Regions from separate parts of the Homo sapiens genome. Here regions 1, 2 and 3 are each linked to region 4. Evidence: chromatin loops called from intact Hi-C (ENCODE). Cell type or tissue: PC-9. All regions are shown on one strand. Links, peaks and the distances in the headings refer to the core of each region. The heading gives the core; the rest is flanking DNA.

The links. Peaks named below come from ENCODE experiments on the same cell type or tissue, not always from the same donor. Only the 100,000 strongest peaks of a DNase experiment are listed, where the experiment ranks them.
Region 1: a loop joins it to region 4, with 5 times the contacts of the local background. A loop is called at or near these places in 5 of 110 quality-filtered maps.
Region 2: a loop joins it to region 4, with 7 times the contacts of the local background. A loop is called at or near these places in 4 of 110 quality-filtered maps.
Region 3: it touches region 4 in a loop (6-fold over the local background); 2 of 110 quality-filtered maps call a loop at or near these places.

Annotation. Positions count from the first base shown.
Region 1 is chr2:172,168,879-172,176,916 of GRCh38, forward strand. No RefSeq gene overlaps it. Among named protein-coding and RNA genes, the nearest start is that of DLX2-DT, 70 kb to the left of the region's middle. In PC-9, for the core only: CTCF peaks have their summits at 3,747 and 3,947; DNase peaks (open chromatin) are centred at 3,134 and 3,773; H3K4me3 peaks cover 1,316 bases.
Region 2 is chr2:172,439,561-172,447,598 of GRCh38, forward strand. The region is part of intron 1 of ITGA6 (integrin subunit alpha 6); the gene reads left to right. Among named protein-coding and RNA genes, the nearest start is that of ITGA6, 16 kb to the left of the region's middle. In PC-9, for the core only: a CTCF peak has its summit at 4,152; DNase peaks (open chromatin) are centred at 1,521, 2,651 and 3,101; H3K4me3 peaks cover 2,785 bases; H3K27ac peaks cover 3,778 bases.
Region 3 is chr2:172,404,371-172,412,408 of GRCh38, forward strand. No RefSeq gene overlaps it. Among named protein-coding and RNA genes, the nearest start is that of ITGA6, 19 kb to the right of the region's middle. In PC-9, for the core only: no CTCF peak of the experiment used is centred there; a DNase peak (open chromatin) is centred at 4,221.
Region 4 is chr2:172,249,143-172,257,180 of GRCh38, forward strand. It overlaps LOC107985960 (a long non-coding RNA gene), which reads left to right and starts at 1,284. Exons shown (of 6, transcript XR_001739773.3): 1 at 1,284-3,491. RefSeq lists an enhancer at 3,749-4,948. In PC-9, for the core only: no CTCF peak of the experiment used is centred there; DNase peaks (open chromatin) are centred at 4,239 and 4,779; H3K27ac peaks cover 3,300 bases.

The DNA.
Region 1 (8,038 bases), core at 1,564-6,563, 80 kb before region 4:
TCCCCATGCTATTCTCATGATAGTGAATAAGTCTCATGAAATCTGCTGGGTATATCAGGGATTTCTGCTTTTGCTTCTTCCTCATTTTTGTCTTGCCGCTGCCATGCAAGAAGTGCGTTTCACCTCCCACCATGATTCTGAGGCCTCCTCAGTCATGTGGAACTGTAAGTCCTATTAAACCTCCTTTTCTTCCCAGTCTCGGGTATGTCTTTATCAGCAGCTTGAAAATGGACAAATACAGGAAGCAGTGTAGTAACTGGACATAAATATTTTACTTCATGTTATGACTTTATGGCTGTGATTATCTTTAGCAGTGTTGCATGGTTGTGGCTTAGAATAGTTACTCTTGCCAAATCCTTGAGAACCTTCAACTGTTTAGTCACTTATTTTTGGCTTCTCTGATACTTATTGACATTCTTTCTGAGGACTTGCCCAGCAGGTAAATTATAAGTTTGTGCCAGAGTGTGTTCTGTGGAATATTGCTTCTGCAAATAGGATTTCATGGTTGAATAATTTTGAAAATCACTGTATAGTGTATCTCACTCTTGGAGATTCACAATGCACATTTAGGACGTTACAGGCTTTGCAAAATCCTGTAGAAAAGAAACCAATTTAATTTGTTTAGTCCAGCATTTCCTAAACTTCCTTGCTGTAGTGGGTTGAATGGTGGTCCCCTCAGAACACCCATGTCAAATCCCTGGAACCTGTGGCTGTTACCTTATTTGGTAAAAGATTCTTTGCATATGTAATTAAGTTAAGGATCTTGAGATCATCCTGTATTATTCAAGTGGGCTTTAAGTCCAGTGATAAGTGTTCATATAAGAGAAAGGCAGGGGTAGATTTGAGACAGAAGAGGAGAAGACAGACACAGAAGAGAGAGACAGTAAGGCAGAGGCTGAGGTTGGAATGGTGTGGCCACAAGCCAAGGAAGCCATAAAATATTAGCCACCAGAAGCTGGAAGGCCAGGCCCCTAGAAGGAAATGAGCCCTACTGATACCTTGATTTCAGACTTCTGGCCTCCAGAACTTTGAGGGAATACATTTCTGTTGTTTTAAACCATCCATTTTAAGGCAATTTGTTAGGCAGCCCTATACAATGGATACCCTTGCCCATAAAGATATTAAAAAAAAACAACAACAACTTTTCAAGGAAAAACTACTGTGTATGCTCAAATATGAGGCAAGGGTTTTTTTCTTCCAAATTATCTCTCAGAAAAGATGGAGTATCCTAATATTCAAGGGCTTCCGAGGTCTCATATTTCAGAGCATTTTCTGGATTACTTACTTTTAAATGACTAAGGTATTGTATGGAAAAAGCACAATACTGAAACCAATCAATACTAGTTTTAGTTGATGATAAAGGTTATCTGATGGAATTGGTTAAAAAAAAAGAGGGGGAAAAATACATTTAGCACAAAATTAGTAACTATTATTGGGAGTATGAGGCAGTTGCTGTGGACTACCTTACTCACCATGTATTCTAACTTTCTTCTATTGTCTTAGGCCAGGTGCTGTGGCTCATGCCTGTTATCCCAGCACTTTGTGAGGCCAAGGTGGGAGGATTGCTTGAGGCCAGGAGTTTGAGACCATCCTGGACAACATAGTGAGATCCAGTGTCTACTTTTTTATATACATAAAAAAGAATCTGTCTTCTTATACTGAAGAATCCGGAAAGCTAAAAACAATCTTTTCTAGACCTTCTTGCAGTAAGAATTTTGGATGTACTTTAGGTTCTGACATTCAGATGCACTTGCTTATATAAATCTTGGCTTTGGAAGGTGGCATTCATTTTTGTTTGTGATTGGTAGCAGATATGATATGCAGCAGCAGCAAGCTTGGCCGGCAGCTTCTTGATTGTAGCAGAGGTGGCATCATTTCACACGGGGCCGCCATAGCAGCAGAGCCAGATTTGGCTTGGGGCTTTTTGTTCTCTGGCCAATTATCTGATGTGACTTTGGAATTATTACTAGAAGCTCAGTCTAGAGTCTGTTTCTTGCCAAACTCTCCCCTACTACCTCCAGTTCGGTGATTCTGGAAGTTATATGACACCCTGTTACAAATCTCTTGCTCAAACTAGCCAGGAGCTAGACCCTTATTCTCTGTAGCTAGACCCTTACTGATTGATGCAGGGCCTGACCTCCCCATGTGACTATTGACTGGGTGCTGGTGTAAATCAGCAATGACAAAAAAGCAATACAGTTAGTGAATATGTTGAAGAGATCACAAATCTATACCTATAGGATACATTTTTTAAAACTCTGAATTTATCAAATTATGGCTTAGTATTAAATGTCCGGTGGTAGCTCACACATGGGTTCAAAAAATATTGTTTGTAAATAAAAATGACTGTGTTAGATGCCCTAAGATACGTCTCTTCTTCTGACTAAGATATTGAAAAACTCAGGTAAGAGTTTAAATAAAATTGCTTCATAACATGTCAGAGTAGAAAAAAAGCATTATTTCAAAATCAATGTGTTATTTCACATGTGTGATTTAAGCTTTTATGTGTAACCAAATGAATAAATCCAATCCTATACACTGACATTTAACTCATATATATCCTAAACATTTATGTTTTCAAGTTGGCTAAAAGAATTCCTAAAACCGCAACTTTTTTTTTTGAGGAACTTTTCTCTTGCAACACGTGGGCTCACCATATGTTCAGGGTGCCCTGATGTTCAAGTTATATGGTATTAATATGGCCTGAAACTGAAGTGCAGAGGGCATCCATTGAAAAATGCTGGTCTACTGGATCAAGGTTCACCATAATATATGGTTATTTGGTGTTCAATAAACTTTTTTTTTTTTTTAAGACAGATTCTTACTTTGTCACCCAGGCTGGAGTGCAGTGGTGCCATCTTGACTCACTGCAACCTCCGCCTCCCGGGTTCAAATGATTCCTGTGCCTCAGCCTCGCGAGTAGCTGGAATTACAGGCGCGCACCACCACACCCGGCTAATTTTTGTATTTTTAGTAGAGACAGGGTTTCACTATGTTGGCCAGGCTGCTCTCGAACGCCTGATTTCAGGTGATCCACCGGCCTCAGCCTCCCAAAGTGCTGGGATTTTAGATGTGAGTCACCGCGCCCAGCCCAATAAACTTGTTAAGTGACAAATAAAATTGGCGAGTGAGTGTTGCTGTTGTGACTTTGCTGCTTTTTTCTTTCCTGTTCTTAACTGCTGCAGGGTTTCTTTCTGTCTTGGTGCCTATTCCTAAGACAGATGAGGAAGATAGGATCTCTGCTTCATGGAGCTTGTAGGTTCTGCTAAAGGGAATGACATGCAGATTCAATTCACAGGGAACGTGGTAAGAGCTGAGAGACTGTTACAATGGCCGCGAAAGCCAGCGAGCCAGGGGACATTTCCACTTAGCCAGAGGCCAACGTCACAAAGCAGGTGGCATTTTGGTCGAGCCTGCTTATAAGCCTAGTGTCTATAGATTTTATTAAATCATTAGAGTCATTCTTCAGGTAGAAACGGACCTTCCTTGACTTCATAAATTACAAGATGTCTGGAATTCTGAATTTTATCCCTCCAAGTCCCTCCACCGGAACTTTCCAGCACTTCGATTTTCTTCTACAGCGTGAGGGAAGGGTCAGGTTTAGACATTGTCTTGGCAAACAGATCAGCCCTCTCCATTTAGGAAGGAGGAGGGAAGCTGCTCCCGCGGCCACATTTCCTGGAAGGCTGCAGGTGAGGGCTCGGGCGGTGGCGGGCCGTGGTCCGGCGCAGTTTCCCCGCGGCCCGCTGGGTCGCACTGTGGCCTTAGGAATGTGGGCCGGGGCGGGGCGGCTTGGGAGCGCGCTGCAGCCAACGCCGCGTTCAGCCCCGGGCGCAACTGCAGCCGTGCCGGGGGCCTCCGGGGCCCCGACCGACCGACAGCTCTTTCAGACCGCAGCGAAGTTTGCACACACGACAGCACGTCCCGGGGCTAGGATCTTGCCCGCCTGCGGGGCTGACCTGCACCACCCTTGGGGAAGCGCGAACTGCCGCCCCGCTGCCGGGAGTTAGGCGCCCGGGCCTGGGTCGCCCCCACAGACGGCTCGGACGGCACGAACGAGCGGACCCCAAGGATAGTGGGCTGGGGAGGGGTCCAGTCGTGGTCACGGAAACGGGTGGTCCTCGCGCCGGGCTGCACTCATTCTGACTAGCAATATGCTGGTGGAAAGTGCTACTCCAATGCCTTTATCGTTGCGTTGCTATCATTTTCTTTATATCTACATAAATTTTTTTATTTTATTAAAAAAATATTTTTTTGGCCTTGCTTCCTCCTCCAGCGTTTGACTTTCCATTGTTGCTCAGTGCTTGGGTGGGATGTGGACTCTCTTTCCTTGTGACAGCAGAGCTCAGAGTACCATGAATCTCCCTCCCCTCTACCTTGCTTTAAATGGCTATTTCTTTCTTTTTTTTTTTTAGTTAACTAAAAATGGAAAAAATAGTAAGTGCACATGGTAGAAAATTCAAACAGTACAGAAGCCTCTTCCCCTTTCAGAGCAGGCAGCCACTGCTAATATTTTCTTTTGATTCCTTCCAGAACACAAGTATATGGCTATCTCCTTTCAAATGCGTCCCCATCCCCAAACTGGGTCATCTGCCCTGCCGCCTCAGCTCCCCCTTTATCATGTATCTTGGAGATGACCTCACATCAGCATGTGTGGGTGTACGGCATTCTTTTAGATGGCTGCCTGGTGTTCTGTATGTTATACCAGCACCCCGTAATTATTCTATCGGCCACGATGGAAGGATATGGCGGTTGTTTCCAGTCTTTTGCTATGACAAACAATTCTGCAGTGAACATCTGTGTGTATATCTTTGAGTACGTGTGCAACCATGTCTATAGAATACATTCCTAGAAGTGGAATTGTCTCCTTGAAAAATATTTGCATTTAAAATTTTATAGATTTTGCCAATTGACCACCAAAGGTGGTACCTATTGATACGCTCATCAGTGACTGCTCCCCATTTCCCTCGTTGTTCACACTAGGTTTATCGCACTTTTAAAATATTTGCCAAGGTGAGCAAATAGGCTTTAAAAGTAGAATTTCATTCTAGTTTTCATCTTTTAAATTGTGAGTACAATTTATTCTTTTCCACATGAAAAAAGAGCTACTTGAATTCTATGAGCAGATGGTTCACATCGTTTTCCTATTTCTATTGGATTATTGGATTGCAAATGATTTTTATCCTTCTTGCACATGACCAGTTAATCTCTGGTTATAATATGCCAGGACCCCATTTCTGAAAGAATTCATACTTTTTGCACGTAAAAGAAGCAAGTCAAAATTCTAGTTCCTTAGTTCCTTACAGTTTTCATCTTCTAATGCTGGCCTCTACCCTACCTGATTTTTTTTTTTCTTTTTTTTTTTTTTTGAGACGGAGTCTCGCTCTGTCGCCTGGGCTGGAGTGCAGTGACGTGATCTCGGCTCACTGCAACCTCTGCCTCCCAGGTTCAAGCGATTCTCCTGCCTCAGCCTCCTGAGTTGCTGGGGCTACAGGTGTGTGCCACTGCGACTAGCTAATTTTTGTATTTTTATTAGAGACGGGGTTTTGCCATGGTCGCCAGGCTGGTCTTGAATTCCTGACCTCAAGTGATCTACCCGTCTCAGCTTCCCAAAGTGTTGGGATTACAGGCATGAGCCATTATGCCCGGCTTCTTTGCCCTACCTTTTAAAATGTGTAAATCTCGGCCGGGCATGATGGCTGACGCCTGTAATCCCCACACTTTGGGAGGCCGAGGCAGGTGGATCACCTGAGGTCAGGAGTTTGAGACCAGCTTGGCCAACATGGTGAAACCCTGTCTGTACTAAAAATACAAAAATTAGCCGGGCGTGGTGACAGGTGCCTGTAATCCCAGCTACTCAGGAGGCTGAGGCAGGAGAATCACTTGAACCTGGTGGTGGAGGTTGCAGTGAGCCGAGATCGCACCACTGCACTCCCGCCTGGGTGACAGAGCGAGACTCTGTCTCAAAAAAAAAAAAAAAAAAAGTGTAAATCTCTTAGGCTCAGGGTGAGAAACTACAAGCTGTATTGCTTGTGCATTTATAAAGGACCTCAGAGACCATCTACCAATCCCTTCATTTACAAGTGAGGAAGCTGAGGCTCAGAGATGTTAGGAGCCCCACCCAGGATCATGGCTCAGCTACATGAGGTGGCACAAGATTTACATTTTATTTTTTTGTTTGTTTGAGACAGTCTTGCTCTGATGCCCAGACTCGAGTGCAGTGGCCTGAACACAACTCACTGTAGCCTCGAACTTCTGGGCTCAAACAATCCTCCTGCTTCAGCCTCTTGAGTAGCTGGGACCACAGGCGTGTGCCACCATGCCTGGCTAATTTTTAAAATTTTTTGTAGAGACGGGGTCTCACCATGTTGCCCAAGCTGGTCTCAAACTCCTGGGCTCCAGCAATCCTCCTGCCTCTGCCTCCCAAAGTGCTGGGATTACAGGTGTGAGCCGCCACACTTGGCCCATATTGGATTTTTTTTTGTTACCCATTATCTAATTGCACATTTTTTCTTTACTGCCAACTTTTAAGGTGAATTGGCCATTACTAGCTGTGATTGTAGAATTTCTGAATAGGGACACACTTCTTAGAAAGCTGGCTGTGCCACATACCCAGCTGCAGAGGAAATCTCAACTCCACATACAGAGTTCTTCCCTTTCTAGTTCTACCATTTGCACTGAAAAAATTCCTTTAAGAATTTCGTTTCTTGTCTACCATTCTGCTACAAGGAGTTTAATTTTACACTGAGTTTTTGCCTTAGATACTCATCAGACTTTTATTCTATTTGTCATTGAGAAAACAGAACTTTTTGTTAACTCGATGTTTTTCTTTTTAACTCTTTAAAATTTTATTTTTATTTTTTCAATAAACAGTATTGTGTGTATTTGAGGTTTACCACATGATGTTATGGGATACCTGTAGATAGTAAAACAGTTACTATAGTGAAGCAGATTAATGTATCTATTACTTCACATAGTTACTTTTTTGGTGACAATAGCTAAAATTTACTTATTTGACAAAAATTTCTAATACAATACAATTTTAATACCTATAATCCTCATGTTGTATTTTAGATTTCTAGACTTGTTCATTCACTAAATCTGCTACTTTTTTTTTTTTTTGAGAGAGGGCCTTGCTCTGTAGCTCAGGGTGCAGTGCAGTAGTGTTAATATGGCTCACTGTAGCCTTGACTTCTGTGCTCAAGCAATCCTCCCACCTTAGCCTCCTGAGTAGCTGAGACTACAGGTGTGTGCTGCCACACATGGCTAATTTTTATATTTTTTGTAGAGATTGGGTCTCGCTATGTCTTGAACTACTGGGCTTAAGTGGTCCTCCCACCTTGGCCTCCCAAAATGCTGAGATTACAGGCTGTGAGCATATCTGCTACTTTTTATCCTTTGACCTACCCCATTTCACCCCATCCCACCCAACATGCATGGTAGCCACTGTTTTATTCTCTATCTCTGTATAGTTGACCTTTTTTTTTTTTTCCTAGATTCTACATATAAGTGAGAGCATGCAATATTTTTCTTTCTGTGTCTGGCTTATTTTACTTAGCATAAGGTCCTCCAGGTCCATCCATATTGTGACAAATGGCAGGATCTCCTTTTTTAAGGCTGAATAATATTCCATTATGTATACATACCACATTTTCTTTATCCATTCATCAGTCAGTGGATGCTAAGGTTGTTTCCATATTTTGGCTATTGTGAATGATGCTGCAATGAATGTAGGAGTGCAAATATATTTATGTGGTGGTGATTTCATCTCCTTTGGGTATATATCCAAAAGAGGGATTACAGGGTCATATGATAGTTCTATTTCTAATTTTTTTTAGGAATCTCCATACTGTTTTCCATAATGACTGTACCAATCTATATCTCCACCATCAGTGTACTAAGGTTCCCTTTTCTCCACACCCTTGCCAGAATTTTTTATCTCTTGCCCTTTTTTTTTTTTTGAGACAGGGCCTTACTCTGTCACCCAGGCTGGAGTGCAGTGGCACAATCTCGGCTCACTCCAACCTCCGCCTCACAG
Region 2 (8,038 bases), core at 1,082-6,081, 190 kb after region 4:
TTCATTATAGTACAGAATGAAGTGTGTACTTATATAAAACACAAGTCTTCGAAGACATTGCAAGCTTTTGGTGGTTGCTTTGCACTGTGCCTCTGTACATGTTCACCTGCCTCTGTCATTCAGTGCTTTTGTGAAAATGGCTGGGAAGCATTGACCAGCTCAACCTTTTCTCTCTAGAAGGAAGACTGAGACCCAGAAAAGTCAAGTGACAGCTAGTCAGTGGTAATGTGGGCCCTGAAACCTAGCTGCCCAGTGCCCAGTCCACCTGATGGTATGCCATACACATCTTCCGTTTGGTGAAATAGCCCATTCTTGGAGTTAAACTTGTGCCACATAAATCTTGCCCTTAATAGAACAGTATCTTGGGTTTTTAAATGTCCCCTACATAGTGGGCTGGGAGAGATAGAAAATACAGCCACTGTCACCCCTTCCCCTGCTTACTAGGGCACTCCAAATGACCATAGCACATTTTTTCAGTGGAGTCTCAGAATTCTTCAGGTCAACATTGGTCAGCCTTCACTGTTGTGTGGGTGTTTGCAAATAAGACAGCACCTGTTTGCCCTCCTGGCCTTGCTAAATCCCGTGCATATGGAAGGCACCCTATAAATGTATGCCTGATGGATATGAGTCCTGTTGGTTTGTGAGCTTCTTAAGAACAAGGCTGACATCTTGTTCAGTTTTGGTTCAAATCTAATACATAGAAATGGATATTCAGTAGGTATTTGTTGAACTCTTTGATTCCCCAAATACACTAAAGGCTTTTAGAGAACAGGAACCAGGGTAAACATTTCTTTAGAATGATCTTTTACATGCTGGTACTTTGAAAAAAAATTGTGGTAAAATATACATAACATAAAATTTATTTTAACCATTTTAAAGTGTATGATTCAGTATTGTTAAGTATATTCACATCATTTCTTGCCCGGAAATGATGTTGTTTCATATTATGAGGCCATAAAGTATTGATAAGCTAAACAAACTTTAACTCAATATATGATTGTGCTGTATCATTTAGTACTATATTCTAATGTGTATTAGTGGCAATGAAATTTAAAGTTTAACATATTTATGGTACAAGTTGAAATTTAGTCTCTTAGCTTATTATGTGTTTTTCCAATCCGGTTAAGGACTGCTATGAGTTGAATTCAGCAGTTGTATACCTGGCACCAACAGCCTTTGAGAAACCAAGTAATTTAAGTTTTTAATTGAGTAACAGAAAATTGCAACTAATAAAATGCCTGGCTATATTAGCTTATTTGTCATTTATATGTTGTTAGTACTCCTTAACTCTTGGTAGCTTTAAGATGAAACCAAGAGTGGTTTCAGTTGCATTCTGTGTTCTGATTGAAGCTGAGGCTTGATTTGTGGCTTGAAGTTTGAAAGGAAGTGCCTGTTTGTTCAGGGAACACCAATTGGACTAACAGCTGTCCTCTGTATTAAGGCCATCTTTAGCTTGTCTTGCAAATACTTTCCTTGTTCACTAATCCCTTCTCCCCACCCTGCTTCCTTTAGACCCATGTTAATCTATTACCTGGGAGCAGCTCTAGATTCTTGAGTTGGTAATGACTAATTTCTCCGTTGCTCTCATCCTGTTGAGTTTAATAGGCTCTCTTTTTTCTTACTGATGTTTTCATGATGAGATTTCTAATAAGTTATTTGGGAGCTATCAGAATAGAAACTAATAAATATTATCTATCTATTAGCTGTCAGAATAAAAGCTTACTGAGGGTCCTGAACTGTGAGGCCACTGAAGGCAGGGGTTTGGGTCTGATTTATCTGTGTTTGCCTAGAGCTTTAACAGAGCCTGACACTTGTAACTCTTAAAAATATGCTTTAAAATAAATCTAAACTCAGGCATGGTGGCTCATGCCAGTGATCCCAGCACTTTGGAAGGCTGAGGTGGGAGGAAGGCCTGAGCCTAGGAACTCAAGGTGAGAGTGAGCTATGATTGTGTCACTGCACTCCAGCCTGGGTAACAGAGTGGAGACGCTGTCTCTTTAAAAAAAAAAAAAAAAAAAAAAAAAAAAAAAAAAAATCAAACCTCAGTGCATAAGACACAGGTGTTTTCATCTGTGAACGAGAGTAGACACATTCTAGTAATACCCAATGTTTTTGTGAATTTCTTTACAATTGAAACTATTTTCCACTTGTAGAAGTTGGGAAGGAACTTGGGGAATGGCCTGGAAAGGTAGACCACCATCCTCATTTCATAGAACAAGAAATGGAGACCTAGGATTTGTCATAGTCCTGCAGCCAGCTACAGACAGAGCTGTGCCTACAATTCCCTTCTTGTCCTGAGTTGTTTCTGCTTCATTTCCCACTAGAACCCCATCCCGCCCTCACCCCTAAGCAGAGGTCCAGCTAGCTAATGTGTCTGTTTTTATAAAATGCCACCAGAAGCTTAAGTACGTCGGTTCGTGTCCCATCAAACTTGTCCAGATCTCTTTCTCATCATAGAGAGGTACCATCCTGAGTTGCTCAGATGATAAACATTTCTCCATTAGAAACTAGGCTCGGATTTGCCTGTGGCCACAAATCCAGAAGCAGCTGTGTGTTCCCCATGTTTCTCACCAACCCCTGCGTCATGTTTCTGAATAAGGAGTCCTGGTTACCGCCACACCCCTCATTCATTGCTTTAGATTAGATGAAAGGCGAGGTGCCTGACTCAGGCCACTGACTCACTCTGCTTGGGTGAACCCAGCTCCTCCCGGTAGGAAGTGATTGCCCCAGGCAGGTTGAGGAGTGCCCACAGCATCCAGGACTAAAGCATTTGGACCCTGCAGCTATTTATAAACAGCACTTTACAGTGCTTTCAGTCTGAATATTGGGACTCCCCTAGAAAGGACAGATTCAGTCCTTTCTGAAAGGAGGATAGACGAAGGGTGAGGAGTTCTTGTTGGATGTATTTTCATAGCTGAAAGGTTCCCCTGAATGCTGTCAGTGCCATGGATGTTCATAGGGAAGGTTAGAGTTCCTGTCTCTGATGTCATTCATTTTATGCTGCAGCTCACTTGACTGTGGGACTCCCTAGGAAAGCTTATCTACCTTTTCAGCTGTTGCACCTCTTTTCTTCCATGTAGTTTGCCCTCTGCCTTACATTCACTCTTCATTGTAATGCCCCAGTTGCCAGCACAGTGCCTGGCGCACAGTAGGTACGTGTTTGTGAGCTTGCTTTACTGATGTGTTGTCATGCCTCTGGAACGGGCTGTAAAAATCAATCTTTGACTCTTTGCCAGCAACTGCCCACATAAAGAGAGCATGTGTGAGCTTGTTTTATGCAATTACAAGGTTTGCTTCATGACTTGTGGGCGCTGATTTTTTTTTTTTAACCTCACTATCTCCATCATTTTCTCTGCAAGATTTTCAGTGACCCTCGTGTCCATGGACTGACCTCCATTTTTAAAATTTCATTTTTAATTTATTTTTGAATAGGTAGTACAGTCACATGGTACAAATATTAAAACTACAAAGATGGAATGAAAGTCAGCCTCCCACCCTTGATCTCTGGGCATCCTATTCTTCCTGGAGGCAACCATTGTTTTACCAGCTTACTGTGAATCTTTCAGAGCTACCTATACATTTACAAGCAAATATGTACATAGATTTTTTTTACCCATTTGCCATGTAGATTCTTTTGCACCTTGCTCTTTTTCTCTTGGTATGTTTTAATGCCTGTTCAATCTTGTAAATAAAGAGCTTCCTTATTATTTTTAATCTCTGCATAATACTCAGTTTCGAGGATGAACTATGATTTATTTAACCAGTCTGGGTATTCAGATAATTTCTAATCCTTCGCCGTTAAAAGCAGTGCTGCAGTGAAGAACTTTATGCTTCCCTCATTTCACCTTAAATGAATTAATTTAAGGTGAATTAATTAATTCCTAGTGCAGAGTGGCCTGGCCGGCGTTGTTGTTTTAATGGTCACGGCTGATTCTGGAGGAGTGGCTGCCCTCATTCCTTTCTATCCTAACCATCTGATAGGACCACAGGCTACGCTATCAGTGGGTTTAGTAGAGTCTTTTCAACAATCGAGTTTCCAGCCTTATGCCCAAGCTGTTGGATCCCTGAAGGCTTCAATGTTTGTGTCCTAGCTGTACTTTATGCTTGTTAAAATGTATGTGTTAAAATTAGAATGGCTTGTTGGAATGTGTAAGATTGCGTATAGTGTTTCATGTTTTATCACTGTGTTGAGTTTACAAAGTTACTTGATGTTATTTCTTTTTTCTTTTTTGAGGCAGGGTCTCACGCTTTCGCCCAGGCTGGAGTACGAGTGGTGCACTCACGGGTTACTGCAGCCTCAACCTCCTGGGCTCAGGTGATCCTCCCGCCTCGGCCTCCCGAGTACCTGGGACTACTGGCATGCACTACCACGCCTGGCTAATCTTTGTATTTTTTGTAAATATGAGGTTTCACCATGTTGTTCAGGCTGGTCTCAAATTCCTGGGCTCAAGTGATCCTCCCACCTTGGCCCCCAAAGTTCTGGGATTACAGGAGTGAGCCACCATGCCTGGCCCATCGTTTCATTTGATCCTTGCAACACCCTATGAGAATATTTAGATAGAACGATTTCACAGATAATCCATAGTGATACTCAGCTAACGGGTGGTACTGCCAAGACTTGAACCCACCATTCTTGTAACTTCCTTGATATCTCTAATTATGGTTTTGGTCTGCCAGTTTGTTATGGAGCAGAAAAGAAGATGTAAGCTTTCTGGAGGTAGTAGCTGCTACAGGCATACACTATATTATCTCAGCAATAGCAAGTCCAAGTAGGACTGATTCAGTATACACAAAGAAGTATTAGTTGCTAAAATATTGAAATAACTTTCATTCTGGTTGGTGCACGTTGAGTATCCCAAATATGAACAACCAAAATCTGAAATGCTCCAAAGCTGGAAACTTTTTGAGTGTTTTTGAGTGCCTGCCAACATGACATGCAAGAGAAACATTCATTGGAGCATTTCGGATTTTGGATTTTTAGATTTGGGATGCTCAGTAAGTATTAATGCAAATATTCCAAAATCCCCGCCCCCCGCCCCCCGCCAAAAAAAACCAAAAACCCAAAACACTTGTAGTCCCAAGCATTTCAGAAAAATGATACTCAACCTGTAAATAGCTTTGCCCCAAACCCCCCTGAGTTTCTTTCTCTACTTCCCTGGCCAGTTTTCACATAGGAACCCCCCTAATCGCCACGTATTTCCCCCCCACAACCCAGCAATAAAGGGGAAATGCCCTCATAAGCGAGGAGCCCCTGGATTGTAGCTCCCGTGCTATGGCCACCATCTGTGCTCGCTAATTGGTTCCCAAGCCATACTGGTCCCTAAATATTCTTAAATCTGTAAGTGCAGGAATGGAGTATTAAACAATGTAAGCGTTTAGGCATATAACTTGATTTCTGTAGGTTTTGTTTGTTTTGTTTTGTTTTGAGAGAGAGTCTTGCTGTCACCCAGGCTGGAGTGCAGTGGCGGGCTCTTGGCTTACTGCAACCTCTGCCTCTCAGGTTCAAGTGATTCTGCTGTCTCAGCCTCCCAAGTAGCTGGGACTACAGGCGCCCACCACCATGCCTGGCTAATTTTTTTGTATTTTTAGTAGAGACAGGGTTTTGCTATGTTGGCCAGGCTGGTTTGAACTTCTGACCTCAAGCGACTGCCCGCCTCAGCCTCCCAAACTGCTGAGATTACAGGCATGAGCCACTGTGCCCGGCTGGTATTTATACTTTGTAAATTGCCTTTGTTGTTCTTAGTATCCTATTTCTAAATCTGTTGTCTTTTTCTTTTCTTTTTTTTTTTTTAACAAAAAAAAAAAAAGGCCGGGCGCGGTGGCTCACGCCTGTAATCCCAGCACTTTGGGAGACCGAGGCGGGCAGATCACGAGGTCAGGAGATCGAGACCATCCTGGCTAACACGGTGAAACCCCGTCTCTACAAAAAATACAAAAAATTAGCCGGGCATGGTGGTGGGCGCCTGTAGTCCCAGCTACTCGGGAAGCTGAGGCAGGAGAATGGCCTGAACCCGGGAGGCGGAGCTTGCAGTGAGCTGAGATTGCGCCACTGCTCTCCAGTCTGGGCGACAGAGTGAGACTCCGTCTTTTTTAAAAAAAAAAAAAAGAAAAAAAAAAGCCTGAAAGACCTCTTTTGGTTTTGCTTTTTGCTTTGTCTTTGTCTTCCCGGCCTCTAAAAATCTGGGTAGCTGGTCTGAGGTGTTGGGACCCAGGACTTGCTCTCTTATTGCTCCACCACTGGAGCCTCAACCTCAAACTCAAGGTGGTGGCACCTACATTCCAGGCAGCTGAAGAAAGGAGCAAAGAACAGAGCCAAAGGCACATGCATGCCATCTTCTAAGGAAAATTATTGGAAGCAGCAGTGTGATGCTTTGTCACACGTCCTATTCAGCAGAACTGAGTTGTGTGGCACATCCAGCTAAAGAGGGAGGTTCAGTTGAGTAGTAGTTATTCAGGGTGGCCTTATGCCCAGCTAAAAAGTCTTTTACTATGGGAAAGAGGAGAACTGATGTTGGGTGACAGCCAGCACTCTCTGGCAGAGCTACTAAGCCTGTTGTTTCATTTATCTCATTTAGAAAATAAACTGTGACCATATTAATTTCCTTTTCAAAGCATTGAAAAATTTGTATTTCCTAAACTATTGGAGTAGTAAAATGGGTATGGTGACCCACCAGGTGTGAGCTCATTAAGTCTATCTTTTCTCTTCTTGTTTTTTATTTAAAATATTTTATTGAAAAATGATGGAATTTAAAGTCGCTTTTTCCTTTGCAGATGAACTATTTGATAACAGGTTTTAAGACATGAATCTTATTTTTTGAGTTAACACTGATAATATTTATGCTTGGTACACTTGAAATAGAAAAACCTGCTTGGTCACAACATGCTAGAATTTAAAATTATTAAAAGTGATGAATTAATGATAAAACTTTATTCCCATAACAGAAATTTACTAAGCATCTACTATGTGCCGAGCACTGTGCAAAGGTCAGGGATGGAAATGGTGAGCTCACAATCCAAGTGTGTACAGTTTCCTAGACTTGGTTTCTTGAAAGGAAAACTCACTAGAGATTGGACTCCAAATCACAAATGTCATTTGGCAACTGATAAGTCGGGTATCTGGTAATTCAGAAGCACAGGAAATGATTAAATGCCACATTTGACAAGATCTGGCAGCTGCCTTGTGAAACTGAAAGAACAGGATTGCCTGGAGACAATTATCAGAACTTGGACTTTCATTTTTCCTTGCTGCAGTAGACAGTGTTTTATTGTGGCTCTTTAAGAGATGTCTTAGTGGTATGAATTGCTTGGTCAGCTGAAAACTTTTCACCTAATTTAATTTTATTTTTAATTTTTTTGAGACAGAGTCTCACTCTGTTGCCCAGGCTGGAGTGCAGTGGCGCAATCTTGGCTTAGTGCAACCTCCACCACCCAGGTCCAAGCGATTCTTGTGCCTTGGCCTCTGAAGTAGCTGGGATTACAGGTGTGCACCACCGTGCCCGGCTAATTTTTGTATTTTTAGTAGAGATGGGGTTTCGCCATGTGGGCCAGGTTGGTCTCAAACTCCTGACCTCAAGTGATCTCCCTGCCTGAGCCTCCCAAAGTGCTGGGATTATAGGTGTGAGGCACCACGCCTAGCCAAATTTTATTTTTATTTTTATTTATTTATTTTTTATTTTGTGAGATGGAGTCTCACTCTGTCGTCCAGACTGGAGTGCAGTGGTGTGATCTCCGCCTCCCAGGTTCAAGCTATTCTCATGCCTCAGCCTCCCAAGTAGCTGGGATTGCAGGCGTCCACCACTATGCCCAGCTAATTTTTGTATTTTTAGTAGAGACGAGGTTTTACCATGTTGACTAGGCTGGCCTCGAACTCCTGATCTCAAGTGATTCGCCCATCTCAGCCTACCAAAGTGCTACGATTACAGGTGTGAGTCACCACACCCAGCCCCAATTTTATTTTAAAATGAGCTAGTTATATATTTATTTCTGTACTTACAAATTTCTGTTGAAGTGGAATTCTTGATCATTTTAAATGCAGGCC
Region 3 (8,038 bases), core at 1,688-6,687, 160 kb after region 4:
GGGAAGCAGAAAAAACTGTAATTGAGAAGCACTTATGTGGCAGGGCAAAAAAATTTTTTTTTAATTTAATTTTTGTTTAAAATATGTGTATACATGGCCTACTATCAGCCAAAATTCAAAATGTATTGCATGCTATTTACTATTTTCCCCCTTTCCAGCTCTACTCCTACAAAATAAGGCTAGGTTTCATCCTAGATTAGGCACTACTACTTATTTTTTCACGTTTTAACAAGTATAGAGTTTGAATGTCTAGAACCCATGGAATAATTTGCTGCCACTTTCTTTCAAGCAACTCAATGGGAATGAGTTATTAATCAGTGTCCCCTGATGCAAGCTCCACCGTTTTGTCATTTTCATGAAGTTTGCTGGCATATAAATATAACCCCCACATTCTTTTATGAAATACATAAATGCAATAAAATAGTTGCTTTGGTTCTTTTCTGGAGGCAGAAGGAGAAAAATGTCAAACTCTCATTGTTCAGTGTTTCTAACAGACCCCTTTTGTATCACCAGTATGACTTTCCAGCACAAAGTTCTGAACTGCAGATAATAGCTTAAAAGGCTATCTGAACCCATTCTGTTATGTAGATGAAAGAAAGCCTTTAAAATTAATCTATGGCATCTCTGAATAAAAAAGAAGGGCACTCATCCAACTCATTTCCTTGGGCCAAAACAGTGAGCAAGCAGACCAAAAATGCCAAGATTCTGCTGCTCCAAAGCCAGAGTCTGACACAGCGCAAGCACAGCAGATTAGCAACCAGATTCTTACTTCTGACCTGTCACTGTTTGGAAATATGCAACAGTGTGCTATTATTCAGTGTTATCACTAAACTAAGAGGCAATGTAAGGCATCTGACTAAATAAAGCATAGCATACTAATTAAGAACTGTTTTGTAACAAAATATTATTTTATGAGATATAAATATTTAATGGAGATAAAATAATCCTTATTTAAAAATTAGACCATCTGTTAGAAGACTGTCTAAACCAGAGGAAGTAACTGAAAAACTATGTTTGTCAAATTGGGATGAACATACTGGGAAATATGCACGACACATCACACTGGAGTATCAATTTTATTAATAAAATAGTGTCCGTAAATTTATTTATATGACAACAAATATGATATTAAGGAATTCAATGCAAACATGACCAAAATGAGGTATTTATTTATTATTTTTAGAATTTTTGATTTGGGGGCACACGTGCAGAATTGTTACATGGATATATTGTTGTGATGCTGACATTTGGGATACAAATGGTCCTGTCGCCCAGGTGGTAGGCGTAATACCCAATAGGTAGTTTTTCAGCCCATTCCCCATTCCCTCCCTGTCTCAACTAGTAGTCCCATGTCTACTGTTCCCATCTTTATGTCTATGTGTAGTCAGTGTTTAGCTCCCACTTGTAAGTGAGAATATGTGGTATTTGATTTTCTGTTCTTGCATTAATTTGCTTAGGATAATGGCCTCCTGTCACATCCATGTTGCTGGAAAGGACATGATTTTACTTTTTTATGGCTGCATAGTATTCCATGGTGTCTATATACCACATTTTCTTTATCCGATCCAGCGCTGATGGGCACTTAGGTTGATTCCGTATCTTGGCTATTGTGAATAGTGCTGTGATGAAGATGCAAATGCACGTGTCTTTTTGATAGAATGCATTATTTTCCTCTGGTTATACCCAGTCATGGGATTGCTGGGTAGAATGGTAGTTCTGTTTTAAGTTCTTTGAGAAACCCCCAAACTGCTTTCAACAGTGGATGAACTAGTTTGCATTCTCATCAACAGTGTATAAGTGTTTCCTTTTCTCTGCAGCATCTGTTATTTTTTGACTTTTTAATACTTGCCATTCTGATGGTATCTCATGGTGGTTTCATTTGCACAAAATAAGAGATTTAAATATTTTTTGAGTTAATAGCATTACTTAAAATGGCATCTGCCATTAATGGTATTCAGATGAAAAAGAATGGAAGCAATTATCAGACCTAATCAGAGGAATCAATTACAAAATAATTATGCAAATCAATGCTGTTCCTGTATGCAAGCAATAAACAGAAATTATAATAAAAATATAGATTCCATTCACAATAAGACACACACACCATAAGATATAGATAGTGCTATGGTCTGAATGTTTGTCCCCCACAAACTCATATGTTGGAACCTAATCCCCAGTGTGATAGTGTTAGAAAGTAGAACCCTGTCTTTACAAAAATAATTTAAGAATTAGCTGTGCATGGTGGTATGTATGTGCCTGTCGTCCTAGGTACTTGGGAGGCTGAGGTGGAAGGACCTGAGCCTGGGAGGTCAAGGCTGCAGCAAGCTGTGACCATACCACTGCACTGCAGCCAAGACAACAGAACGAGACTCTGTCTGAAAAAAAAAAAAGATATATTATTAATAAGTCAGTCCCCCAAATTAAGCTCCAATTTCCAACACATTCCTAATAAAAAAAAAACCAATAGGATTTTGGAGAAAACCTGACAAAAATGTTCTAATACCCTTCTGAAAAAAAATTCATGTAAGGGCGAGGCGCAGTGGTTCATGCCTGCAATCCCAGCACTTTGGGAGGCTGAGGTGGGTGGATCACTTGAGGTCAGGAGTTCAAGACCAGCCTGGCCAACATGGTGAAACCCAGTCTCTACTAAAATTACAAAAATTAGCTGGGTGTGGTGGCGTGCACATTTTAAAAGAAGACTATGAATCATATTAGGAAGATCTACTAGCTTTAAATCTCTGCTGGAAAGTTACTGACAAAATTCTTTTCTAATAGGTAACATTAGAATGAGATTTTCTCTTTAGTAAGAGCACCAAGACCCAGCTAATGCCCTCATTCAGTATTTCTCAGATTTGGTTAGTTTATATACAGCTTTTCATGGAAAAAATTATTAGCCCAAGTGATGACTCAAATTATTTTTTTAAGTAACATTACTTCATTACCATCAAACAAAACTAGTTATATGCTTCTTAGGTTTTTGACCCTTAAACAAGTATAATGGTAAAATACATTTATCAATTAAATATCCATAATTGTAAAAATCAGTGAAATTCAAATGAGGAATATTTTTAAAATGTGATAAATGATATTTTATGGAAACCAAATTGCTGGTGTTGGATTGAATAGGAGGAAGATGTGTTTGGTTGTTTCATGCTTCACTAGCTGGTTGTTGCTTTTGATCTGGAATATGATGAGCCGTTATTTGAGGCTTAATTGTTCCTATCACTGTTATTTTTAGCTCTTATATTTGTTTTTATCCATTGATCGACTATGTTGATTGTCCAATAAATTTAGTGCACTGTCTTGTATACGATGTTGTGTACAGTGTTGCATACGACATTGAAAGTTTAGCACCAGTTCTCTTGGAAACACAAACACAGATAATGAACTCAAGCCAGTATTTAGTTACAAGATGGTCAGCCTGATGGGCCAGAACACTCTGATATGACTTTTCTTAGATCATAATCCAAAGAAAAGCCCCGAATTTAAAAAATTATCTCAGAACTTGTGAATCTCAGTTTGAGAAAACATTACCCCAGCTTACTTCAAGTAGTAATTGATGTAAAAAAAAAATTCCAGGGTAACAGAAGAAATTGGGTAGTATTTTGTGATTATTATAAGTGAGACTTTGTGACATTGATCTATATTTTCAACACCCATCTTTGGCATGGACTGGCTGATCCTCCTTTAGAGATGGGCACTGCTAAGCCTATTCTGCAGATGAATAAATTGAGGCAGAAAACAGCACTCCAGGGGCATAGAGAAAGTTGTGGTGAAATTTAGGTTCGAGGTCAAAGTTGTGCCTAACTGAGAGGGAAAGTGAGGGGCAATGACAAAAATTGCTCAGCCTTGGCTTGCTCTGACACTATTTAAGCTGTACCTTTTTTCTTCCTCTGGCTAACCAGGACAAGGCATCCAGGACCACAATGCAGGGAGCCTCATCAGGCACTTGTGCTAAACAGGCACTCCCTGTACCTGACCCCCTGTGTCCTATTCAGCTACAAGGGATGAAATGGAAACTAATCGCTTTTCTGAGACCATGAGAACAAGCAGTCAGCTTGCAAGATGTTATCCCCTTCTAATTATAGGTCCACAAGCGGTGAATGCTTGCCATGGGAAGCTACTATTCTTTCCCAAATGCAGGTGTCCCTTCTTGAACAGCTGCCAGGAGCTCAGCAGCCTTGGAAGCCCTTCAGATAAATAGCACCTGAGGTTACATTGCCTCAGCTGTGGCATGTAGAGACACAACCCTCGGGTATCTGGGTGTGGACTTGCTTTAGTCATGGGGAGACTAGAGAGACTTGTCCTTCAAATCAGACCAACTTATAACCACCTCCCCAAACATCAGGGGAATAGCACCCTAGCCATAGTTACTATTGTAACCAAAGGAAATAACCAGAGCACCAGACTCTGCCAAGTAGATTCATTATGAGTGGTAAATAAGATAACATTTAGGATTAAATCGAACTTTCCTAGGCTTGAGACTTTTCTGCAACTCCACACAATAGCACTGGAAAATAATTTGGTTTTATAGTTCTTATTAACTATGGTCAAGGCTGGAGTCCTGTTTTTAAATTACCAGATTTGACTTGTTTGCCTGTTTGAGGTAACCTGCCAAAAGTAGTCACAGAAAACCAGGTTGCTTTCATTCTGCACTTACTATTTTTGTTTTTAGGACCCCAAAAGTGAGCTTAATGCATTATTAATAGGAAGTTTGACTTATGATCTTTAAACAGGAGCTTTTAAACATTAGTCAAGGTTTGAAAGCCAAATACTTATAAACATGTTCCTACGGGCATAAAAGGGAGGATGTAAACCAAACTGTTAACAATGATTATCTCAAGGGAGGGGCACTGGACAGGGTGGAAAATGTCACTTTCTGTTTTATACACTTCTATTGTCTAAGTTTCTTTGTTTAATACTGAGCATGTGACTCATACTTTAACTGTTTAAAAACAGTTTTTATTTAGAATAATTTCATTCACATATGAAAAATTAACCTGGATTCACACTGATGTCACAAGCAAGCACAATTCAAGGCATATTAGAATAAGTTGATTTGATCTGATTGACTTTAGGAAGAACTTGTGGAAATAAACCAATGTAATTTAGGGTAGAGCCTCTTCCTACAGCAGGAGGGGTGATTTTTCTCAGTCTCTTCTCAACAAGACCTCTGGTTTGAGAAATGGTGTGAAACCAGGCAGATTGCAAGCCCTTGTATGGAACCTTGGTGGCAGTGACTGGTGATTATTGTGCCCCATTAAGGCAGAAGATCCAGCCTCAGTGGAAGCCATGAAATTGCCTCAGCCTCTGCCAAGTGTTTGTTCTACAACTGCATGATTTGTATGCCACTGCAGAACCCTATGAATCCTAGTGTGTTGCGATGTTGAGAAGAAGAACATGCCACTCTCATTTTAATCTGGTTTTCTGGGGAAAGTACTTGTTAGGATTAGGGAGACTCACAAGCTGGGCCTGGCTCTGCCCCTTACCCTTTATGGGTCTCAGTTTCCTTAACTCTATACATAGGAGAAGACTGAATTTTACACGATCTCTAAGGTCTCTTTTGGCACAAAAATCCTTATGACCTCTGAAGTGGTTCCTAAACCAAGATTTTTGAGTAGTGAGTACCGTATAGTTCCTTTCTTGTCCTTATTGATTGACGGATTGAGACAGGGTCTTGCTCTGTCACCCAGACTGGAGTACAATGGGGTGATCATAGCTCACTGTAACCTTGAACTCCTGCGCTTAAGGGATCCTCCTGCCTCAGCCTCCTGAGTAGCTGGGACTACAGGTGCATGCCACTCTGCTCAGCTAATTTTTTTATTTTTTTAATTTATTTTTGTGGTAGAGTCAGGGTCTCACTAAATTTCCAGGACTGATCTCAAACTCCTGGTCTCAAGCAGTCCTCCTGCCTTAGACTCCCAAAGTACTGGGATTATAAGCATAAGCCACCATGCCCAACCTCGTTGTTTTTTAAAAAGCCCAACTTCAAGTAAACATAGCAACTCGGTCATTGTCATATATGTAGTCATATAGGTCTATGTTGTATGTTATATGTGTATGACATGTCAGTCAAAGAAAAGTCAGCCCAACCTGCTTTATAAGTATGGGAGAGGGAGGACCAAGAGACATGGAGGGCTCAGGGTTTCTCATGAAACAAGTATGTATTTGGGATTAAGATCTTGTACTCCATGCTCCCACATGGAGACAAGTCTGCCTTCAAGTTTCTCTTCATTAGCGCAGCACCTTAGAAATAAGGGCCATGTCACCCATTTTCCTTTAAATTACTCCTAGCTCAGGGGCTGAGTTGGTAGAGGGTGGCACCCTCAGTGATGTTCTTCTGGCCAAGCCATTCCTGCTCTGACGGGGCCACTCTGGAGCCAGCAGGTGGGTTCCTGAAGTAAGCTGATGACTCACTCGGTCTTGACCTGATTCCCTCAGGTATGGAATCTGTCCCAAGGAGGTCTTGTGGAGAGTGGGGAAGGGAAACTGCACATGAAGTGCCCAAACTCCTGGTCACTCTATATGTCAGGCTCAACTTGAGTCACTTGCAAGCATGGATGTGATTTGATGATGAACAGCCTGTTACATACTACATTGTACAAAATAAGAGAGGTCAGAGTGGCCTTCAGACATCATCCTGAAAGTGAACGCTAACTTGAACACCTCCTCTGACAGCCTTCCCTTCTTTGCTTTTTTCTTTCTCCTTGTTTTTTCTAATCTCCAGTTCTTCCTTCTTATCTGACTCATGACTTCCCATGGCACTCATGGATGGATGTCGTGTATTTTCCTATCTGCAGCTCAGATCCAAAGACAAAAAAACCCAACTGAGCCCTATCTGCCAACCATCCAAGACTCCCAGGTGTTTCTAAATTCTTTCCTGGATGTCTATCTCCAGGACTAAGAAGTTCTGGGTCTTCTTTTGCAGGCTGTCAACAGATTCCCCCTCATATTTGACAGAAAAGCTTTGAGCAAAGCTCAGTCTTACTTCTATGAATAAAAGAGATAATTGTGATCAGTGATTAAAACCATATACACACACGTGTGTATACACACGCACACACACGTGTGTATACACACGCACATACACACACGTGGGTATGCACACGCGCACACACACACGTGGGTATGCACACGCATATACACACATACGTGTGTATGCACACGCACATATACACGTGTGTATGCATACACATACATATGTATACACGTATGTGTATACATATATACAGACGTGTATACATATATACAGACATGTGTATACATATATAGACATGTGTATACATATACACAGACATATGTGTATACATATATACACAGACGTGTGTATACACACGTATACACACACGTGTGTATACACACGTGTATGTGTGTATACATATGTATATATGTGGGTGTATGCATATATATACACACATACATATGTATATATATGTGTGTGTATACATATATATATATATTTTGTTTTTTGTATTTTGTTTTTTGAGAGAGAGAGGATCTTGCCCAAGCTGGAGTTTAATGGTATGATCATGGGTCACTGCTGCCTCAACTTCCCAGGCTCAAGCAACCCTCCCACCTCAGCCTCCTGAGTAGCTGGGGCTACAGGAGCATGCCACCACACCCAGTTTGTTTGTTTGTTTGTTTATTATTTATTTTGTAGAGACAGAGTCTTACTATGTTGTCCAGGCTGGTCTTGAACTCCTGAGCTCAGTGATCCTCCTGCCTTGACCTCCCAAAGTGCTGGGATTACCGATGTGAGATACCATGCTCAGCTTCTTCCATATTCTTTGTTTTTGTTTTTGTTTTTTTATAAAGAGACAGAGTCTTGCTCTGTTGCCCCGGCTGGAGTGCAGGGGCATAATCTTGGCTCACTGCAGCCTTGACCTCGCCAGCTCAAGCAATCCTTCCTCCCACCTCAGCCTCCCAAGTAGTTGGGACTACAGGGAAGTGCCACCATGCCCAGCTAATTTTTTTGTTTTTATGTTTTGTAGAGACAAGGTCTCACTGTGTTGCTCAGGCTGGTCTTGAACACCTGGGC
Region 4 (8,038 bases), core at 1,614-6,613:
CTGGATATGTATTAGGGGATGCTTAACTCTAGAAAACCCTCCTCAAATGCCACAGATGGCAAACTCCAGGCTGTGTGTGTTTTCCAAGTAGGGAAAACCAAGGATATAGAAGGCGAGCTGCATTCTAAAATGATACTGAGACACATGTTTTCAAGTGCAGATTCTGGATTAAAATGGTATTAAATGAAATAAGCAGGAGGCTATTGGCTTGAGGCTGAGTCTGTACTTTGAGTCTTTAATTAACAAACTGCAACCTAGTTTAGTAAGTAAACAAATTGGAAGTCTAATAGGAGCATAACAGTGGAGTCTCAGCCAATCACAAGCAGCCATGCTTTAGCCAATCACAGGAAGCTGATTGATCAGACCATGTCCAAACAAGACAAATGCTGAGATGTAACCAATAAAGCTCTTTCTGTCCTTTACTTCCTGTTCTGTTTATAAATACTGCCCACACTGCAGAGTGAATTTCTCTGAATCTCTTCTAGTTAAGTGCTGCCCAATTCATGAATCATTCTTTGCTTCCAAAAACTGTTAAATTTAATTTATCAAAAGCTTTTCTTTTAAAAATGTCTGTTGGCCGGGCGCAGTGGCTCGTGCCTGTAATCTCAGCAGTTTGGGAGGCTGAGGTGGGCGGATCATGAGGTCAGGAGATCAAGACCATCCTGGCCAACATGGTGAAACCCCGTCTCTACTAAAAATACAAAAAAATTAGCCACATGTGGTGGCACACACCTGTAGTCCCAAATACTCAGGAGGCTGAGGCAGGAGAATTGCTTGAACCTGGGAGGTGGAGGCTGCAGTGAGCTGAGATCATGCCACTGCACTGCAGCCTGGTGACAGAGTGAGACTCTGTCTCAACAACAACAACAACAACAACAACAAAAAGCTGTTGACTCTGGGGAGACTGTTCTTAGAGTGTGGCCACTTGCCTGCTCTTCCTGAAACTCCATGACTGATGATTCTTTTCATGGCCCCTCCTTGGCTGGAAGCTCTGGGCCCCTGATGAGTAACCATAAGTCACATTTCCATAGCAGTTTGTGGTTCTGGAAGCACTTTCTCATATTTACTGGGCAGTGTTAAGTGCAGATAATGGAGATCACTTAAGTAGTTTAAGCAGAAAAGGACTGATATAAGGAATTAGGTACTTACAACATGGCTGGAAGGGCTGGAGGAGGCTTCAGCATGGACCTCCAGGATGATTCCCACAGCTGTGTTCCAGAACTGGCCTGCCATTACAGCATCTGCCTATGCCACAATCAGGAAGCCACTGCCAGAAATGTTGGGTCCAAGAATGCATTACCTTTGTTTTGAGTTGGAGATCAGTGCTGTTGGCTCCATAGCCATGTGACTGTAGCTCTGATCTATACTAGCAGAATGCATACTTCATCCCTGCCCCTCTCCCTTCTCAGCTATCTACATTTCAGCCCTGTTCAAGGATATTTGATTGGTAGAACCCAAACCACCTAGGAGACGTAGTTGCAAGGGAGTATGGAAACTAGGTTTTAGCTTACTAGTCTCTTCGGTACAGGAAGGTACACTAGAAAGTTGGAATAGACATACATTCTGCATCTGCCATCCCATATACCTCATTTAATATTTGCAGAAAATCTAGAGAGTGACAGGAGAGGTGTTAGCCTCATTCAGCACATGAATAAACAGGGGAGTAATGAGGCTAGAAGAGAATGGCAGGGAGACAGAAAGACCCGGACTGTTGCTTTGAGCAAATAATATTCGTGTTGGGGGTTGAAGAGTATTAGGGGTTAAACTAGATGAAGGGCTGAGCAGGAACGATATTCTAGGCAGGAGGAATGCATGCGCGTAAAGGTGCTGAGACTGGAGGGAACATGATACAATCACGGAACTGAAAGACAAAGGGGGCGTGACTGTAGAGGGGGCAAAGTGGCTGCAAAATGAGGCTAGAGAAGCACCAGAGACAGACAGGCAAGCACCAGAGAGAGACAGGCAAGCACCAGAGAGAGAAAGGCAAGCCCCATTAAGAATTTCGTCTTTTTCCTAGAGCAATGGGAAGGCATTCAAAGGTTTATAGATGGGAAAGGTGTGTGGGACTTGATCATGTTTGCACTACAGGGTCACTGGCTGTTCTGTGTCTCCTGACTCCATGCATGTACTCACCATAGTCCACAATTTGACACCAAACGGTCACTCTCCTGTATTACTAAAGTGGTTTCATTTTTGCATCATTCCCACTTCTTTACTCCAAGCAACAGGAGGAAAAAACAACAGCAAGAGGTCTACAAATCTGGGAAGGTATAAATAGGAGTTTTTGCATTTGTATAAATAAAAGCCTCTGAAGGAAACCATTAATTTCCTCTGTAGCTGCTTTGGAATGTTAGTGAGGGCATTTGGTGCGAACTGTTTGAAAATGCTTCTACATATTGTTCTGTGGGTGGAGATCAACGAGGTATGGAAATGAATCAGCAAGCAAGGCCTCTAATGGTGCTTCTGGTCCTGCAAAAATTGACTGGTTGCTGGGCTGCCTCAGCTCCCCACCGTGAGGGACAGGTACTGTTTCAGCTTGGTGGAGTGGCTTCTCTCCTCTTGCCAGTCAGCAACCCAGGGGCTTGGGAACATATGGTTGAGGCCTGTTTCAAAGAGATCAAAAATCAAAAATTTTAAAAACCTCTCAGATGTACAACTGTACTCCAAAAAGGTCGCACCTTTATAAAGGAATCTGCCCCTGAGAGTCTCAGGACTCAGCTTCCTCCTGAAGCTAGCCAACTCTGCTAGCACCTTCTTCACCACGTATGAACACAGTGTATGAACACGGTATCCGGCACAGTTTCACCTAGCTGGAGACCTAGGCTCTGAGTCCTAGCTTCCTAACCAGGCTGTGAGCGCTCTGAAGGAAGGGCTCACTCCATTTATATCTTCATATTCATTAAACACCTAGGTCAGTGGATTCATAGTCTGAGCTCAGAATATTCACTAATCCCGAGACTGTTGGCTTTCTGTGGTCATGGTTGCCATTGGGTGGGGCGTCCATGGACCCCAGGCTAAGCACTTTGCTTAGGCTAAGTTCCCAACAGTGCTGCTCAGCAGTGGACCTCTTTCTGATTCTCTCAAGCCTATACACTGAGGGGTTGTCCACACTGCCTCTGAGAGCAGTGGGCAGGCAAAGGAAGTGTGCTTTGTGAGGTCACCCGTGGGGACAGTGAGTGCAAGCAGCTGCAGTCCTCATGGGCCGCCAGCCTCCCGCTTCCTGCAGAGGCGCCCAGAGCTGGAGCTGGTCTGCGCATGCACTTGGAGGCACGGTATGAACAACCGCAGAAATGCCGGCCAACTACGCCAGTTCCCAGAGCCCAGCGTTCTCCTCTCTCCTCTTTCATTGGTTTCCCAGGAAAGCTGCTGAGGGCGGGAACCCCAGATGCACAGTTTGGCTCATAAGCGGGCTGCCTTTCACAGCCACCACTACCCACCCGGGGAGAGCACTGGATTGTGGCAAACGGGACCTCTTTGTGTGAGCAACCAAGGTGTGTTGGGTTTGGTGCTCCAAGGCAAACTTCTTTGCTCAATTGAAACAGCCCCTGGTCATCTCTGCTTCTCCATCTATAGCCACCCCGTGAGAATAAAAACTCCAGAGAGTCCTTTCTATTTACATTTAGGGAATTCTAAAAGAAAGGTACAAGAAGCCAAAGGATTATCCGTGTTTGTCCTTAGAAAAAGAGGTAACAATGCAATTTTTAAAACCCTAAAAGATTAATGAAATAAAACATTACAGATAGATACAGCAGTCAAATGCAAAGAAACAGAGAATAGTGGTTACCAGGGGCTGGGGGAGAGGGGAATGGAGAGCTATTGTTTAATGAATATGAACTTTGAGTTTGGGAAGATGAAAAATTTCTGAAGAGGGATAGTGGCGATGTTTGCACAGCAGTGTGAATGGACTTAATGTTGCTGAACTATACACTTAAAAACGGTTAAAATAGTAAATTGTATGTTGTGTATATTTTGCCATAATAAAAATTTTTCAGAAACCATTATGAACAGAGCATTGTCTCAATGAGGAGACACTAAGCTTGTTGACTTTTATCTTGGGTGCTCTCTGTGTATGTGTATTTATATTAAAAGTAACCAGTTTCCTGAAAACACAAAACCCATTCCTGGCCAACAGGCTCTTTTCCTGTGCTTTTGTGCATTCTGAAGCTGTCTTCATAATGTGTTGGTCAGGAAGTGGGTGACTCATGGGGCCTTTATGACAGACCCTTGAGTCACACACACACACACACACACATACACACAGACACACGTGAGTCACCCCTACAGGCTTCTAGGACAGGCAGCGATTTAGATGCCAGAGTGATGTGCCTGGGGCATGGCGGGAGGCAGCCTGGCGCCCATTGCCAGGCACATTCCTGGGAGCCTCTCCCATGGTTTAGTAATAAATGGAAGCTGTGGCCACAGCTCCCAACTCCAGGCCCAGCAATAGCTGTTTCTCTGACTTTTAAGGACAACCCAAATGGTGGCAGGAGGGGAGAGCAGTTGGTATTGGAAACGCCCAGTGGCCGCTGGGCTGCTGTGAGTGGCGCCTGTTTTGGCGATGTGAGTGGCGCTGGGTGTAGGCCTCTGAATCTGCCGGTGCGTGGTGGCAAGAGCAGGTCAATCACAGGGTGATCTTACGTCTTCCCGGGGGTCGTGAATCGGGTTGGGAGCCACTCAGTTATATAAACAAATGGAGGACTGATCTAGACCTTAGGAGACCTGGTTTAGACTTTGATCTGCCACTAGCTTGTTTTGTTACCATGGTAAATCACATAAACTCTCTGGCCTTGGGTTCCTTGTCTTTAAAGTGAGGGAGTTGGATTAGATCAGGATTGGCTGGCACACAGCTCCTGTGCCACCCGTCCCTCCAGTTCCTGAGGCAACAATGTTCACTGCCCTCTGAGCCCACATGGCAGCTCCTGGTCCTTCTTAGATGGCCTTCTCTTTCTATTCTGTTAATTGGAGTTAGCATCTGAAATGACACCTATTTGCTATCCTGAAAGCTGATATGCTGGTTCTCAACTTTGCCTATAAATTAGAATCACTGGAGAGCTTTTAGCAAATACAGGTGTCTGAATCCTACCCATATGGATTCTGATTTAATTATTCTGGGATGAGACCCAGGCATTGATAAATTTTAAAAGCTCTCTAGGGGATTCCAGTGTGTAGCCAGGAATGAGGGTCACTGGACGAGATGACCACTACAGGGGCCTAACAGTCAGTCACTTTGTGATCAGCTGTTGGCATGAAGATGACAGGAATGATTGGGCTGGTTGAGCCGAGCTCTGCTGGCAAGAACATTAGGGGATCAGGAGACTTGGTTCTCATTTCTAGTTTGCATTCCTAATTTGCTTGTGATTTTGGGTGAGTTATTTATTCTTTTTAGCTTTAGTTCCCACATGTATAAACTGGGAGTAATAATCTCTTGAGCTTCCTACCTCACCATATTCTTAAGAGGAAGAAAGAAATGTTAATAGATGTATAAGAGAAAAGTGCTACAGAAAGTGCTACGTAAATTATTCCATTTTTATAACCCACATACCCCAAAATACTCTTCTAAAATTTGAAATAAAAAATTTTGAATCCATCCCTTGTGGGGAATTATGAAGATTCAGTGAGGTGGCATATACAACAGTCCCTAGCCTGGTAGGTGTGCAAGCAATGCTTGTTTGAATGAACATTTTGATGGAGGTTACTGAAACACCAAATCACAGAGTTCTGTGTGCCTTCAAAGGAAGAGGAAGCTCATTTCTGTGGCTGTTTTGTTAGAACTGGTCCTTTATTTGAGTTTTCTAAAGTAAAAATTATGCATGTAATGCCTGAAATATTCTCAGTATGAAATATTCCGGCTGGGAACAGTGGCTCATGCCTGTAGTCCCAGCACTTTGGGAGGCTGAGGCAGGCAGATCTCCTGAGCTCAGGAGTTCAAGACCAGCCTGGGCAATATGGCCAAACCCTGTTTCTACAAAAAATTAGCTGGGTGTGATGGTGCACACCTGTAGTCCCAGCTACTCAGGAGGCTGAGGTGGAAAGATTGCTTGAGCTGCCTGGGAGGTGGATATTGCAGTGAGCCACGATTGCACTGCTGTACTGCAGCCTGGGCAACAGAGTGAGACCCTGTCTCCAAAAAAAAAAAAAAAAAAAAATCAAATGATAAATAAAAAGAGCAAAATTTGAAAGCCCTCTTAACCTCCTCCACCCCACCACTCCCCTCTCCAGAAGCAATCACTGATGGTGATTGAATTGTATCTGTTCAAGCTCTATATATTTACAATACACACACACACCCATATTAAATTTTTTTTAAGAAATGGGGTCATATATGTTATTCTGCAATTTGCTTAACAATATGTTTTAGGGCTCTTTCCATGATCTCTGGCAAGTTACTTAACCCTTCACATGCCTTAATCTCCTCATCTGTAAATGGGGATAATAATATAAGATCATTATAAAGATTGTATTAGTTAATATTTGTAAAGTGCTTAAAATAGTGACTACCACTGTTCCATGGTTAAGCTCACAATAACTCTTATAGAAATTTTCTTCCCCTAAATAAATGTCTATTAGATAACAATTTAAAAATAAAAATTTCTGTATTTTCATTTGTGCTGGACTTAGATCTGATTGCAAAAAATACCATCAAGTCGAAATTTGGTAAAGAGGTTGTTTTGAAAGTAGGTAGATAGGTTACTGACCTTTCATATTTCACATAATGAATGATGGACCCAAGAGCATCCCTAGAGACCTTCATTCAACTTCTGCAGCTCGGTTTCTCTGCTGGAAAGTGAGGTATGATATTATCCACTAGGCAAGAGGTGCCAGGGGGAACTGGACTCAAAGTGGTGACCAGCTCACGGTGGGCAGCTGATGACGCCACAAAGCATTGGCCTGCACGGCTGAGGAGCATTAGGTCGTGACCTTGTTTCCAACCTCTCTCCGGGTTTTCTGAGGGAAGGTACAAAAGAGGTGAAAGTGTTGGCATTTTGCCTCTAGGAAGAATTTTGATTAAGGATAAACATATTCCAAGATGCTGTGAAGTTGAAGTCACATGAATGCTAAGTGATTTCTTGGCATCAGAAATCAATCTCTTTCATGTCAGTCCTAAAAAAATAAACACTTTTACCTTCTTTGGTACCAGGAATAGCCAGAGAGGCTTCAGCTATTACAGCAAAAGCTTTTAAAATAATTACTTCTAGAATACGATAATATTAGTGATTAGCTTTGTGTGAAAATTGAAGAGATAAGTAGTTAAATACTAGGAATAATAAATCTTGGAAGTGTCATTGTGTAATAAGTTTGCCCTTTAAAAGTATCACTTTTCAATGATTTTGTTCATAGTGAATCTTTCAGAAAAAAGTCTTCACTGAATCCTTTTTCTATGATTAAGGTGAGTTCTTAAAGTGATCTTTGATTTTCATACATTAGAGTCAGATTCCTTCAAAACAAAATTTTTTTTTAAATGGTAATTGCACTCTCATTTACGTCAGTCCTAAAATAGTGCTTAAATAGTACCTTTCTATGTTCTGGCCACTGTGCATGCACAATCTTATTAACTCTGCAAATAGCCCTATGGAGTGAGTATCACTATTACCACCCCATACTAGAGACGGAGAAACTGAGGCTTAAAGAGGTTAAGAAAGCCAGATCTGCCTATTTGGGAACAAAAATTTCTAACTGGTTGTTCCATAAGCCAGATAATTATGTCAATGAGATAAATTACTGCAAGGGTCTGGATTTGCCACACGTCAGATTAACCCCCTGAATCATCAGTTATGTATAGTAAAAAGTGTGTGTAAAAAAGTGAAGGATAAATGGGGTGGGAGGAATGGAAATCTGGTAGACCTTATAAAATACAACTGTACTGGAAAAGCTGCTTCTCCAAGTGACTTGCTTTTCCCGGGGCACAGATTGGCTCAAAGAGGGTGGAGGCAGCTGGCAGCTTCTCTTGGCAGACCAACAGGGCTGGCTGTGGGGAGGCCCCTGGGAAGAGCAAATCCCTGTCTGCTGGGAATGTTGGTTTTGTAATTAAATTAAGGGT